Regions from separate parts of the Mus musculus genome. Here region 1 is linked to region 2. A link is a loop called in an ENCODE intact Hi-C map of the cell type or tissue named here. Cell type or tissue: left cerebral cortex. All regions are shown on one strand. Region 1 has its middle 29 kb from the start of Riok1. Region 2 overlaps Bloc1s5 (biogenesis of lysosomal organelles complex-1, subunit 5, muted).

Region 1 (8,000 bases), 560 kb before region 2:
GGTGAGTTTGAACGGAGTCTTCCGGTTTATAACCCAAGAAGCCACAGCCCACTGCAGTAACTGTGATGAGACTCGTGGGGGGAGTAAACTTACTGGTAGGAAAGAGAAAATTACAGGACACACATTGAGAAAAATTACCAGGTGTTAAAGAACCTTTTCCTATTTTATGTAGCAAATGGCTGTGTTAATCCTTGCACCAGACACTCTTATACAGCAACCCAGGGTTTCCGTTTAGACTGCAGCTTCCAGCTGCTTGCTTGATGGCGGGTTATGGTGAGTGCCACCTGAACTCTGATTGTATGTTGGAACATGCTCCTTTCTGCTTTAAAGTTCAAAAAGGAGCTTCAGTTTCCATAATATTGAGAGCACAGTTATCATCTTTGTGCACATTTGAGTCTCTTCCAGGTCTTCTGGTTCACTTAGGCAGCTCTATGTGTTTATTACTTTACCATGTGAACGCAAAGCTAGGGCAAAGCAGAATTGTTCTTGCTGGCGCTGGCCTAGTTGGCCAAAGTTGGTGTCATTCAAAATACCTCGTTACGGTTTAGATCCTAAATGTTCCCCAAAGGCCATATGTTAAAGACTTGGCCCCAGGTTGCTAGCGGTATCGCTGAGTAAGGGCAGAACTGTGGGGTGAGGGCCTGGAGGATTAGGTCGTTGTGGGGTGTGTGGTGTGTGTGTGTGTGTGTGTGTGTGTGTGGGCGTGTGGGTGTTGTGTGTGTGGGCATGTGTGGTGTGTGTGTGTGTGTGTGTGTGTGTGTGTGTGGGCGTGTTCTTGCTGGGATGTCGGATTCTGGTCTTTTCCTCTGCTTCCTGGCCACGGTGATGCCGGCAGCTTCCCTTCATCCCCACTGTAATGTACTCTCACCACAGGCTTCACGGGTGAGAACGAACGCTTCCGTTGTTGGTTGGTTGGCTTTACTTCCTCGTCATCCACTTTCAGCTAAGGCACATTGCACTACAGTTATGCACTTCAACTGTTAGACTGGTTTTAGCTGGTATTTTACCACAGCTACAAGAAACTGAACACATGCCCTGTGCAGTAAGAAATTCAGACTCTCACTTACGGACAAAACTAGGGAGCTTGTATGTTCAAAAGTGTAGATCACGTTTTCAGTTTTATCTTCATCTTAAAACATAGTATTGTCCAGTCATGGTGACCCACTACTTTAATCCCAACACTGCGGAGGCAGAGGCAGGTGGGTCCCTGTTCAAGGCCAGACTGGTCTGCATAGTGAGTTCTGGCCAGCCAGGGCTACATAGTGAGACCCTATCTAAATAAATCAATAAAGTCACCAGCTCAGAGAGGCCGGTCTACCCCTCCTGATTTGGTATTGTCCTCTTGTGTCCCTCACACGTGCAAGCTTTGTCATTCCTCTGCATTATTTTCCTATAGCTCTACCGAGGACAAAGTAGCCTGCCGATTGCCTTCACTTAACGTATAGTGACTGTTTTGTCTGCCTCCACCCTCACTTCGGAATGTAAGCTCCAGAAGGCAGGGGTTTGTATTGTATCCCAGCACCTGATTTGTGCTGAGGTTCGGTCAGCTCTCAGTAAATGTTCAGAAGATGCTCTGTCTCCTGAGCAAAGGAGAGGCTATCATGTATGCCTCTTGTTTATAAGGATGGAAAGACAGAATGGATGTGGGTCAGTTTGCATCCCCCAGGCTTGTAATAGGGTTATCTGACGACCACGTAAAGTGTTCAGTCGAAAAAGTGAGTTCACTGATGAGTACCTCATCCCAGTCCATATGTGGACGGAAATGGGGCAGCCCAGTCCACTTGCTGATGCTTTAGCATGTAACACTGTTAAGGCTTTCTGAGGGCTGCGATGACAAATCTAGGTTTACGCTCCCTCGCTTGCTTTGATATGCAGCTGTGACACTGGGAAGTCACTTTCCTTTGAGGAAGAAGTCCTCATGTGTAAATAGTGGGACTTGAACCAAAGGATTACCAAAACGCTGTCTCAAGTTCATTCACCTGCAGTTTTTTCATGTAGCCCGGGCTAGTTTCAAACTCTCTTTGAACACCCATGCAGTCAAGGATGACCTTGAACTTGGGATCCATATAACTTTGTTTCTCAAGTGTGTCGTCACAGCCTGTAGTTTACCCAGAGATGGTAGGTCCTGGGAAAATGGAGCCAATAAACGGGGCGGACTAAAGTTTCATGCAGTAATTGCCAACTTTATGCTCTGAGGGTTAGGAGGAGTGACATAAGTAAACTGTACAGTCACAAGACAACAAGCTCTGTGTGTGTGTGTGCGCGCACACACATCAGTCTGTCTGTCTGTCTGTCTGTCTCTGTTTAGCAAACTGTGTGAGGCAAAAGCATGTTTTTCCTTAGAGGCATATAGACAACACTAGCCAGCTGTAATGAGTAGTTTGAAGTAAGTGCTCTTGTCGATACACCTGAGAGGAGCTCACATTCCGAGGACAATTCTTTGCTTTTGAAGAAACTGAAGTCACAAGACTTGTCTTCTTGGAGATTTCTCAGAAGACCTCAAAATCTCCCATGACTCAGTTCTTGAACAGTGTTCACCCTGCTTTATGCAGTGCTAGGGATTAAATACGGGGCTCCCTGGGCCGTGCAAACACTGAACTGAGACCATCCCTGGTCCACAATGGTTATTTTAAAAAAGTATCAGACCAATGTGATTTTCCCCCCTAAGAGTCTCATTGTGTCTTCCTTGTTGGTCTCCAACTCACAAAGAACCAGATCAGTATTTTTTTTTTTACCTTAACTTTTTTTATTGGATATTTTCTTCATTTACATTTCAAATGTTATTTCCTTTTCCAATTTCCCTCCCCCAAAACCCCATAACCCCTCCCCCTGCTTCTGTGAGAGTGTTTTTAAAAAAGACTTTAGACACCAAAGGGGTAGGTTGGACTCACTCTTTTGTTTATTAGAACTAAAGAGATTGGGTTTAAAGTGCAGGTCATCCCCTGTGCTGGTTGCTATTAGATGAATCATTAGCCTTTAGACTCTGCTGTTTAGCCATGGGAATGCTGTCAGTTGTGCTCGAAGTCATTTTATTCCACTAGAGGGAGCCATGCCCTTGAGTTCTGATGTTTAACCAGCATGATTGACAGCAGGTGCTGTGCATTTGGGGGGAGCATCCTGCAGAGGAGGCCCAGGTAGCTGAGGTCATTTACTTGGCTTCACCTCTTTACTTCCCCCTAGGCACTAACTCGATGATGGCACATTTAGTGCTTGATTTATACATCAGTCCCTACTTAGAGCCCCCAACAAACTGGCACCTCAATATATACTTTGCAAGAGTCGTAACTGAGTTAAGTCAGGTGTGGTAGCGTATACCTCAGTCTCAGTACATGGGAGACAGAGGCAGGATGGCCACAACAACAGAAGTGGTTTTTCACTGGGAAATAATGCACTTTTAGTATGGCAATTACAGAAACAGATCCTGGATGGCCCTAGATTCACGGTGTAGTGTGGTGGTCGCTTGCTGGTCCTTCAGACTTCTGGGACTCAGTGTCCCGTCTCACCTATCAAAGGAAGACTGAGTGGAGGGGTTCAGAGGCTGCAGTCACGGGGGCAGACACTCGCTGTGTCAGTGAGGTAACAGGAAGTTCCTAATGTTGACTACGTGTCAACTGCTATTTCCCGTATGCTGGGCTGGGTACACTGAGCAAGCCTGACAGCCTAGTTTAATCCCTGAATCCCACAGTGGAAGGGAAGAGATGATGATTCCCAAAAATTGCCCTCTGACCTCTACACACACCTGCCCCCCCCCAATATACACACAGTAATAATTTTAAGTAAATTCTTTATGTGGGCATTTTGTATGTACACAAATAGGAAAAATAGGCTTTTTTCTCAAAAATCTGTATAAACCAATTCTCTGTACTTTTCTAATTTTCTCTTTTTTTCATTATTCACTTTACGTCCCAGTTGCTGTCCCCACTTCTTTCCACTTCCTCCCTCACACAGTCCTCCCCACCCATTCCCTTCTCTCCCCCTGTGTATCCCCCCAACCCTGACACATCAAAACCCTTCAGGGCTAGGCATATAACTCCCACTGAAGCCAGATATGGCAGCCCAGTTATGGGAATGGGATCCACAGACAGGCAACAGCTTTAGAGATAGCCTCCAGTTGTTGGGGGGCCTCCATGAAGACCAAGCTACAGCAAGGTTCTATTCCCAACACCCATCTGGTGGCTTACAACCACCTAACTAGTTCCTGAGGACCCAATGCCCTCTTTTCGCCTCCACGGGCCCTGCGTGGCATGTAGTGCACCGACGTACTTTCAGACATTCATACACATAAAATAAAAATCTCAGAAATTTATTAGGACAAAGAACGTGACTCCAAGTTTCCTTCCACTCTTCCTTCAAACATGATTTTTTTATATGTCTTGTTTTATAAACAAAAAATCCAAAAGAAACTTTTATTCCATTTGCTAAATAAATTCCTATTAAAAATTTTTATGACTTTTTATTATGAGAATAATGCCTCGGAAAGTTACACATTTAACATGTGGCAGGAACATCGGGACTGTCGAGACTATTTGGAAATTTGTGCTTGTGAAATTGGAGAATAATGCCATCTGTTACATGACAGGATTAAGTGAGATACAATACAGGTAATTAATTTAGCACCAGTAAATGTTTACAAAAACAAGTAAAGGGGGCAGGGGAGATGGCTTAGTGGATAAACTGATGACCACTAAGGCACGAGGACAGGAACTTGGATTCACCAGAACCTACATAAATATCAGGTGGTATGATGGCTCCCCTGTAATCCCAGGCATGGAAGGTAGAAACCGTTGGCTAGTTTTCTGTGAACTTGACAAGCTAGAGTCATTTGATAAGAAGGAAATGCCCTCTTTCAAGAAAAAAAAAATGCTCCCACCAGACTGGCCCATGGGCAAGCCTGTAGTGCATTTTCTTGATTGATGTTGGGAGACCCAATTCACTGTGAATGGTGCCACCTATGAGCTGGTAATCCTGGGTTCTATGAGAAAGCCTTGAGCAAGGCATGAGGAGCAAGCCAGTACGTATCATTCTATGGCCTCTGCTTCAGTTCCTGCCTTGAGTTGTGCCTTGACTTTACTGCATAATGGACTTATAAGGTATAAGGGGTGAAGCACCCTCCTCCGATCTTCCATTGCAGTGGAAACTCCCAACGTTTTAGAGTACTGTCAGATCATCACCAAGAGCAGCAGGTGTGGAGTGGAGCTGGCCTAAGGCTAGACGAGCTGTGTGTGCTGTGGATGGCAAAGCCAGAGAAGTGGATCTGCCTTCATCCTTTGAAGCCCAGAAAATTGAGTGGATCCCAGAAGTCTGAGCCTTTCACATCATTGGACTGTTTGCTTTGGTCTGATGGTAACTATACCCTGACTTTGTTTTTTAAACGAGTATCTAACTTGTTTTCTAATTGTACAGCAACCCACAGTTGAGAAACTGTAGGTGGTTTAGAGAGGCTTTGAACTTGAGACTTTGAATGCTTTAAAGAGATTGAGCTTTTAAAGTGTTTAGTTTTGTAAAGACTGGGACTTTTAGAAATTGGAATGTTTTAAATTGTGATATCGATATTAACGGGGTTTGGGGAATGCAAAGGAAAGGTAATGTTAAGGCTTAATGTGTGATAGGTTTGTCAAGGTGACAAAGGGTCAACTATGCTATTTGTTTTTCATCAACTTGACAAAAAGCTAGACATATCTAGGAAGAAGGAAACTTAAAAGAGAAAATTCCTCCTCATAAGATTGATCTGTAGCAAACTGTTGGGGACTTTTTAAATTAGTGATTGATGTGGAAGGGCCTAGGCTACTGTGGGTGGTACCACCCTGGCCAGGGGTACCTGGGGTTTCTAAGAAAGGTGAGAAAGCCATGGGGAACAAGCCAGTAAAGAGCATCCCTCCAAGGCTTTGCTTTAAGTTATTGCCTCCAGGTTCCTGCTCTGATTTTCCTCAAGGATGGAGTGGGCCATGGAAATGTACACTGAAATACCTTCCTCCTCAAGTTGCTTTCGATCATGATGTTTTATCACAGCTATAGAAACACTATACCTTAGAGAGACAGGGATCCCCAGGGCAAGCTGGGTATTAGGCTAACAGTTGCAGTGAGCTCTGGGTTCAGTTGAGAGACCCTACCTCAATGAGTATGGTAGAGAGTAATCGAAGATGACTTCAGACATCCCTTTTGAGCCTCTACACTCATGCTTGTTTGAACATTTGAACAGTATGCACACATGCACTCCACTTACACATACACATTAAAATAAAATGGATTCTTGTAGCCATTCTTTGGCTACTTTGTGGGTTCCATTTTCTTCCACCCTCTGTACCCTTTTACCACCCTTGCAACTCCCGAACACGAGATAGGAGAAAAAAAAGAATAGAAGGGGAAGGGAGTGACATTATCCTCAGACTACTTTCTGCTGATTAGGGGCATCAAGTTTCTTAGGGCAAGTTAGATCTTTGCCATCAGGATAGCTAGTTTCTTCTGTTTCTTCTTTGCACACAACTCTTAACAAACTGCAACCAACCAACAACCCATCTCTCTGGGTCCTAGCATTTATACACCCTCTCAAAATTCCAAATGTCACAAATTGTAGAAACTATCTACAGCTGGCAAAATCATGCCCCAGCTAGAGCACGAGGCAAATCATAGTCAGCTGCTGTGGACAGTCTGAAGCAGTCTCATATCCCACACCTGGGACTAAAATGGAAACAGTCCTATATTATTTTTCTGTTTGTCAAAGAAACCAAACTTCTCGCTTCAGGTTATTATTCTCATTTATTACTAACTGGCACAGTTCCATATAGAATGAAGGCTGATATGTCTTCTTAGACTTGAAACATGGTGACCATTTCAGAGTAGCATAGTTAAATTGAAGCATTAAGACGTCTAAAATGTATAGAACATTCATTATTTTCAGTGATTAGTATTGATGCAGATTATAGGAAGTCATGTGTTATAACTGAAAAGTCTTAGGGTTTTTTTTCCCCTGTATTTGTGTGTGGGAAGGTGTGTATGTGCTTATATACGAGTGGGTGGAGAGAATAGAGGTGAGTGTTGGTTCACCTCTCTCTCTTGGTAATTGATTCTGTTAGAGTTGCTGGATAGTGTGCTCTGGGGACTCAGCTGTCACCTAGCTGCCTCAACCTGGCTCTGGAGTTACAGGTGAGCAGCTATACCATCTTTGTAGGTGCTCTCTGGGGATCTGAACTTGGTTTCTTATGTACTTTGCCAACAGAGGCAACTCCATGACTTTTTTTTTTTTTTCTCTTTTGAAGAGATGGTGTTTCACTGTGTTGCCCAGGTTAGTCCTGAACTCTTGGCTTTGAATAATCCTTCCACCTCAGATTTCTAAGTAGGTATAACTTTAGTTTTATGCCATAGTCTTATCCAGCCAGAGTAGCAGGTTTGACTTAAGAAAACTCAACTTCTGCCAGTTTCCATGGTACATGCCCTTAATCTCAGACTTTGGGAGACAGAGGCTGGATGTCTGTGGACTTGAGGACAGCGTGGTCTACCTAGAGAATTGTAGGACAGCCAGGGCTACATAGAGAGGCCGTATCTCAACAACTCCTTTCCAGGAACAAAGAAAACCCAATTCCCAGTCTACAATCTGTTCTATTATTTTTACAGCTCATAATCTGTATTTTAAAATTCTTTTAGATATTTATTTATTTATTTTATGTATATGAGTACACACCAGAAGAGGACATGGACCCTCATTACAGATGGTTGTGAGCTATCATGTGGTTGCTGGGAATTGAACTCAGGACCCCTAGAAGAGCAGCCAGTGTTCTTAACTACTGAGCCATCTCTCCAGCCCCCATTTAAAATTTTCTAAGTGTTGTTTATTAAGTCGATGTACTTAGATCTGTCAATAAAGAGGCCAAGACATCACTGTAACAGAGACCTACTGAGCTGCCGGGTTGCTGTAGCTCATAAGCAAGGAGCATCATTTGACATGTCCCACCTGGTCGCTGCTTTCTCCGTAATGAGACTCGCCTGGTGGTGACTGTGCTCCA
Region 2 (8,000 bases):
GATTCAATTCAAAATATTCCTAAGATGCTTAGTACCAAATGGCCACTGCTCCTTCACATTTTCAAAAGCAAAACCCCTAAGCTGGAGACTAGATTTTTAAGATGAATGCGTGTTTGTACTATACACACATGTGTGGCTAGCTCTAGAGGCCAGAACAGTGCACTGCATCCCCTGGCGCTGGCGTTATGGATGGTTGAGAGGCACATGATGGAGGTGCTGGGAACTGAACTCAGGCCCTGTGGAAGAGCAGGAGGCACTCTCAACCACTGCGTCATCTCTCTAGCCCAGGAGACTACATTTGAAAGCTCACAATTTGTTTCTCATGGCTGATAACGCTAGTACTGTGCACAACACCCCCTGTGAAGGAAAGGGACAGTGTTTTCTTGTTCCTAACACACGGCATATCAGTGTTAGGTGAGAATGTTGAGTTTTACTGCAGTCTGTCCTTTTCCCTCAGGATGGGACTTGAAAGTGTGTCCTCTCGTTTCAGGCACTACTCAGGAGGCTCTCACAGAGGGAGGACAGCCTCCTTTCCACAGGCCTTCCCATCTCCCTCCACATTCGCCTATCCTCATTCTCTGCCCCAACACCGGCACTATCCCTGGGTCTCACCTCAGTCTCTTTATTTCTTGTTTGTTTGTTTGTTTGTTTGAGATAAGGTCTTCTATAGCTCTTGCTTCAAACTCCCTGTGAGGCTGAAGCCGACCTTAAACACAGACCCGCCTGCTTCCACCTTCTGTGTTGAGAGCACTGGTCTGCACTGTCACATCTGGCTATATTGCTTAGTATTAATTCTATGATTAAACAGGTAAAAAAAAATATTATGGACAGCCAGTTAGGGCTATGCAGAGAAACCTTGTCTCTAAAAACAAACAAACAAACAAATAATAATTACAACAACAACAATAGTCAGGTGTGGTGGAACATGCTTTTAATTCCAGCACTTGGCAGGCAGATCTCTAAGTTCAAGGCCAGCCTGGTCTACAGAGAGATATCCAGGACAGTCAGGAGTACATAGAGAAACCCTGTCTCGAAAAAAAAAATCCAAAAAACAAAAAAACTACACACACACACACACACACGCCATGGTGGGATGTATGTGTGTGTGTGTGTGTGGCCCAGAGGACAACTTGAGTGAGCCAGGACTCTCCTTCCACCATGTGGCTTCAGGGATCCAACTGTGGTCATCAGACTTGGCAACAAGCATCCTTACCCATTACGCCCATTACCACAGCTCTGGCCCCAACGCGCATGCTCATGCTGACAGGAAAGCTTCTGTCTAACTCTCTGATGTGCAATGGCCCTGAGGAAAAGCTCATCTGAACCCCATTCCTGGAGCCCTGAGAACCCTAACCGTGTGTCTGTCATCTCTACATCAAGGTAGAGACGGGCCAGATACAAAGCCCACTGGCATAGCAGACAAATCTGCCAACAGTTGGATTTTCTTCCCTTTACAAAGAGCCTATTCATTTAGCCTGGGGGCCCAGAGGATTTCTCCCCCTATACAGTCCAAGGTGGTTTGTTTTCTTCTTTCAGAACTGGTCTCGGGCATCGGGTACTCTAGGTTAATCTTCCCAGAAGGTAGCACGAGCTTCAGTACTAGCAATTTCATGAAAAATTTCCTGAGTTCTCTTTTGTTCTTCTCGGCGCCTTGATTTCCCCGAGGCTTGCTGTCACAGTCTGGGGTCCTCTGGCCTCAGCAGCAGCAAGCCGTCCTTCCTCTCTAGTCCCTCTCTTGTCAGGGTTAAATCTTCTCAGGCTTATTTTAGGACTATAGATTTTGACTGTTTATTCCCAGGCTCTTTGTTTAATTCTCACCTCAAAAATAATGTTAACATTTTTATTGTCCCTAGGCAGTGCTGTGGTATATGTCTTTAATCCCAGCACTTGGGATGCAAAGGCAAGCGATCTCTGAGTTTGAGGCCAGTCTGGTCTATAGAGCTGTTCTAGGACAGCTGGAGCTACACACAGAAACCTTGTCTTGAAAATAAATAAATAAATAAATAAATAAAACGAACTTTCATTTTCCCCAATTCTTTCACCTCACTTCTTTCCTAGTTTATTTTATCCAAACATCTGGACAGTTTTCCTGATTCCGACTTACACTTTTCCTATAACTTTCTTCTTTCCTGTCTTCAGCTCTATTGCTTCTCCAGTGCGGCCTTGGCCTCCATGGTGTCACTCTGTGGAGGTGGGGCCTGTGATGCAATCTGCTAGGCTCTGCTCTTCTCCAAATGGCCTATCAGGATATCCAAATGGGCCTGATGGTGCTTTTGAGGGGCCTGCAGAGTCTCCATGCGCACTTGGCCTTTGCTGCTCCCCGACTTCTGGCATTTCTGATGTCAGGGAAGCCTTTAGGCTATGGACAGCTTGACCATTTGCTATTCTGAGGCTATCTTACTTACCATTTGGCCTTATTGTTGCTGTTGCTTGTATCTGCTGGGCCAAGTTTCGCTGCATGTTTCCAGAGACAAAATTTGATGATGAAAGGACTAAGCTGTTAAAAACTATGCCATTAATGCTGCTGTTTCGAGATGGCATTGGAACTGGGAAGAACCAAGTTTAAGAGAACTACATCAGCACTTATGGTGAGGAATGACTATTCTGTCAGTACAGAAACAAGGGCACCTAACCTAAAGTGAGGGAGCAGAGCTCTGGAGCTCCAGTCAGGGAGGGCTCTTCTCAGTCCAGAGGAGACCCCCCCCCCCCCGAGGGGGGGAGTGAGAGGATTCCTTGAGATACAGTCAAATAACCGAAGCCAATCACTGCAGCAGGTTACTGTTATTTTTTTGTTGTTTGTTTGTTTTGTTTCTTTCTGGGTTGGTTCTCTCTCTCTCCCCCTCCCTCCCTCCTTTCTTCCCTTCTCTCCCTCCCTGCTTCCTTGCCTCCTCTTCTTTCTTGTGTTTTAAGACAAGGTCTCACAGAGCCCAGGCTGGCCTCAAACTCACTATGAAGTTGATAATGACTTTAAACTCCTTATCCTTCTGCCTCCATCTTTGAAGGACTAAAATTATAAGCATGCAATCACTCCATCCTGTATTATTATTACTATTGTTGTTGCTATTGTGAGAAAGGGCCTCATGTAGTCCAGGAGTTGCTTTATGGCTGAGAATTGCCTTGATCCTCCCGCCTCTGTCTCTAACTACCGAGATGATACCAACTTTATGCAGTCCTGGGGATCAGGCGCATAGTAGGCAGGCAGTCTACTGAATGAAGTGTTTCCCTAGCTCAGGCAAGTCAGTCAGCAGTCTTAGCCCACTAGTGATAAAAACGAGCTTACATCCTGAGGAGGCCTTTTCCACAGCTGCCATGAGAGTCCTTCCACCTGATAAGTGCTTGTTAAACTGACATATTTGATTGAGAACTATAATCAACATCAACCTCAAAAGGAAAAGGCTATAGTAGCACGTGCTTATTAAACGCCGCATCTTACTTCCAGGCTAAAAAATTGTTGGAACAATGCCTAGCAGCAATAAGATAATGGCGTGTAGCCTCCCATAAAACTACATATACTTTAATTTCTTAGTTCAAGTTGAAATGGATAACAAATCTAACATACTTAAAACAATGCCTAGCCATAGGCACTTACACTGTTAGTAACTATTGATACTGTCATAAAGCATTCACCTTAGAGATGCAACTTGATGGCATTAGAGAAAAAGGGCCAATAAGTAAATCCTTCTCTCGCTCTAATGCTAACCAGCCTCATGGGGAGAAAGGTCGGGGTGCTATGAGATTCTACGTGGTGCTGCCTTGAAAGAATTTTTCCTGGACCAATTCATCTCACACTTGAATGCACTTATTTTATCTCCTAAGACCAAGTTTCACTAGATATTCCATGGAGGCCTTGAACTCAGTGACTGTCCCGCCTTCCTCCCAAGTTCTAGGATTACAGAGTGTACTGCATGTCCACTACCTGACAGTCATACCCATGAAGGCAATTCCTTCTGAGTCCTGTGTTACGGCATCTCTGCCACACTTGGAGGACCGCTCTCTGCTCAAATGTCACCCTTCTGTGGCAGTCTCCTGTGGAACCCTGCAGGGAACTGTTCCTGGAGTACTGTCCTCTCTCAGGGCCTCTGCTCTGAAGCAGGGCAGCTCTTGATCTGTGTGTATGTCTTCTTGTACACATTCTGAATTTGCAATTGAAGCTTTCTGGCTGTGAGGGTTTTCTGTCACTTACTTTTCCATGTGTGGTATGACAGACTAACAGACAGACACTTGTGCATCATTTTTATTCCATATTACCAACACTCGAACTGTGACTGGGGTAGTCACATGCCTCTAACAGAGGCTGGCTGCTGCTTCCTGCCAGCCCTCTCTTTTACCACACAAAGTGGAGACATAATGACTGAGGCTCCATAGCCACTTTTAAGTGTAAGGGCTATGTGCCAAGGAGACAGGCTGGAAGCAGCTGACATCATAGAGTCACCATGCCAGCCCTGGACTTTCCAGATCTGCCCCAGGACTATGCAAGAAACATAAGCTCTTTTTAGGCCTGTTTTCCATGTATCTGTTACTAGTAACTACACACATTCCCACTGAGATGCCTGGGTGTTTGGTAAGTATTCAGTAAGGCACTGAAGGGGGTATGCCAGGCACATTCTAATACAGTAACACAGGGTCTCAGAGAGACCATGGTGTCTCATCTACAGCTAGTACCACAATGACTTAAAGGGCAATGCCTCTCCCCAGGAAACTGCCACACTGCCTTTCACAAGCTCTGGGTGGGAACGTGCCCTGAGAGAGGCTGCACACCATCCCAGGCTTTACCCCCCATGTTCACTGGAATTCAGGGAGAAACTGTCTAAAGTTAGGAGAAAGGCTGCCAACTGGTCTTAAACACCGAAGGCAGAGCCTGTCAGTCTGCTGTGCTTGAGAACTCTGAGAAACGCTGCCACCGTGTGGCACTTAGTCCTTTTGTAGAAAAAAAGTTTACAAAACAATGAGCCGGAGCTTCTGGTCAGCTCTTCCGAAGCTGAACTCTGCCTGAGCGCAGAGATGGGCAGGCTGGCTCTGCTGTAGCTCCTCGGTGAGATGGATCCCTCTGTTAGAGGGTCCCTGCTGGGCATGCTTGCTACTGTCTCTGTGTGAGCGCTGTAGACGGTGCTGGACTCCCAAGTCTCTGGACTGTATCTGATCTTTCTTTCCTTTTTGATTATTTGTTTTTACATTTACTTTTAAGTCATAAGCATAAGCTTTTGCCTGTATGTTGTTAGTATGAGTGCCACATGCATGCCTGGTTCCTACAGAGACCAGGAGAGAGAATTGGGCCCCTGACACTGGAGTTATAGACAGCTGTGAGCCACCATGTGGGTGCTGGAAACTGAATTTGGGTCCTCTGAAAGGGAAGTTTAGACCTTTTAAGTCACCTTTCCAGCCTCAAGCCCCAAGCCTTTCCTTCTATATTTGTGAACAGCAATCAGAGATGGGGCAGATGCCAACACTTAGGAAAACTTCTGTGCTATACTAAGTAAGCTCTTGGGAGAAGAAACACGGAAGGTCAGTGTGTGAAAAGAACAGACCGAGCACTTGTCAAAAAGAGCAAATCCAACACGGCCAACATTCGATTTCTGGGTCCTTAGGGCAACACTGTTAAGTGAGATGGTCTTCAAGATACAAGAAGCAGTTCTCTTGTACCTTGTGGGTTCTGAGTATGGAACTCAAGCTGCAGGTCTTTTCTTTACCTGCAGGCCCATCTCAGCAGGCCCTTTGTAAGCACTGTTCCAAAAGAATGCTTATACAACCTGGTCATGGTGGCACATGCTTTTAATCTCAGCATTCATGAGGCAGAGGCAGGAGAATGTCTGTGAGTTCCAGTCCAGCTTGACCTACAGAGGAGGGTGTACAGAGAGTCTTCAAAAAAACAAGAGAGGAGGAGAAGGGAAGAGAAAAAGGGAAGGTGAGAGAGGGGAGAGAAGGTGAGGAGAATATGTTTATAACATCTGTTTAGGCAACCCCTATTTTATCTAGAGTTATTAAAAAGTGACCCCAGGGGCTGGGTGATGGCTCTGATGTTAAGAGCACTCATAGCTACTGCAAAAAACCCAGGTTCTGGTCCCAGCCCCTGTGTAGTTGTTCACAATCATTCCTGACTCCAGTTCTAAAGATCTGGCACCCTCCTCTGACGTCTTGGCACCCGGCATGCACACAGGCCATATGCACACACCAAGGCAAGTACGCATCCGCATACAGATGAAATACATCTAAGATCAGGGGACTGAACTGAGCCCAGTGCTCCCGTGGGCAGCGGCACACTAGGGTCAGAATGACAGAGACGATCAGCATGGCGCCTGTGCAGGGGGTACACAAATCTGTGAAGCCTTCTCAATTCTTCAGTCCAGGCTGAGGGACAAAGAACTGAACGCAAACTCATTTCAACTATTGTTAAAAAAATAAACCCGATTTTCAGAATTAGTACATTGTATCTGCTGTACTTGCTATCATCTTTCAACCACATAAACACTTTTTTTTTTTAAAGGAATATAAAACTATTTATTGACCACTGTTCACCATTATTTACAATAAAGTAAATATACAGTTGGATGACATTCTGATACTACAAAGTTACTTTTCTGGCTCATTGAACCATAACCCAAATACTGAAAAGACTGATCCTACCAGTAAGGAATGAGTCAGGGTAAAGAAAAAGCATGCAGGTCATTAATTGATATTAGCAAATTTTGTTCACTCACTTAGCAGGTCTTAAATTGCCAACGTCAGCTCCAGCCACGATTCTATTTCCACATCAAACAGATTCCATAAATCATAACCTTTTAGTACAGACTTTAACTTTCTACAAAGTTCACCAGAGGAACCTTTACATAGACTGGCTGACCTGGACCTGCCTCTGCCTCTCAGCTGGCCTCTTAGGTCAGAGCTCTATCTGCCTCTAGCCCAAGTCTTGTTATTAAATCACACTATTACTTAGTCTAATTCCACATAAACACTTTTTATCAACACCCACAGAAAGATGATTTTAAAGTGAAGTCTCATTTAACTTTCATAAAAACCCACATTCTGCAGTCTATGAGGAAACTGAGCCCTGCAGAGCAAGCAGTCATAGCTTGTAAGAGAGGGGCAGGACTTGACCCCAGGCATGGATGGCAGAGCACTGTGTTCTTCCTACCATTCTTGTCTTCTTGCCAAGACCTTGGAGGGCTTAAACATCCTCTCCAACATATGTCCATTGTTCCCTGACAACTATCTTACATGCCAGTCAAAAGAAGTGCTGACTTCAACTGAACACAGAATAATAAAAACATAGACGTAAAATTTCTTTTCAGGACTTAGTTTCATTTGTATAATACACTTACAGAAAACATCTCCATTATTTTGAGGATGCCAGCAGAAACATGCCAGGGCCTCTGAATTTTTGGGATGTCTCGGCTGATTTCCATGCCTTGGCTCAGTTTTTATGAAGTAGGAACTTGGGTTACAGAAGCCACCTTAATTTCAAAATTCTACAGTTATTTAAATAAATTATGTCCTTTGAAGTATATTTATAAGTATTTGTCTTAATAACAAAATTAACACAAAGGATGATTCACTGACTGTCAACCTCAGCCAGACACTGCAGGTGTTTCAGATACAAAGGAGAATACCATAGGTCTGAAGTCAACACTTTAGTGATGAAGCCAGCAAGGCCAATGACAAGAACACAACCAGGCTGGCCAGCAGAAGCCTAAATGGCTGCCCAGGTCTGCACTCCTGGGTACACAGGCCATCGCCTGTGGAGTGTACTGTGAGGCCAGATGTGTTGGCACTGCAGGGGATATCCTTTTGGCTTCAGATGTCTTGTTATTGTATACAGTAGGATGTATACAGCATCCTACTGACATTATTAGTCGCGGGAAGAGGACGAGGGAGTTGGGGAGCTGGCATATGCAGTACTTGGATTTTTCTTTGAGTTAAGTGCAGTAGATTCTAACCTTTTTAAACAAACTGTAGAATTTGTCATGGTCAGCAAAGTGAAGAACGGCTGCATGAATAAATGTTTG

What was found. Peaks named below come from ENCODE experiments on the same cell type or tissue, not always from the same donor. Only the 100,000 strongest peaks of a DNase experiment are listed, where the experiment ranks them.
Region 1: it touches region 2 in a loop (3-fold over the local background); 6 of 42 quality-filtered maps call a loop at or near these places.

What each region holds. Positions count from the first base shown.
Region 1 is chr13:38,061,997-38,069,996 of GRCm38, forward strand. No RefSeq gene overlaps it. Among named protein-coding and RNA genes, the nearest start is that of Riok1, 29 kb to the left of the region's middle. In left cerebral cortex, a CTCF peak has its summit at 3,043 (motif pointing right); a DNase peak (open chromatin) is centred at 3,035.
Region 2 is chr13:38,621,290-38,629,289 of GRCm38, forward strand. All of the region lies in intron 2 of Bloc1s5 (biogenesis of lysosomal organelles complex-1, subunit 5, muted), which reads right to left. Among named protein-coding and RNA genes, the nearest start is that of Bloc1s5, 9.8 kb to the right of the region's middle. In left cerebral cortex, a CTCF peak has its summit at 4,911 (motif pointing left); a DNase peak (open chromatin) is centred at 4,903.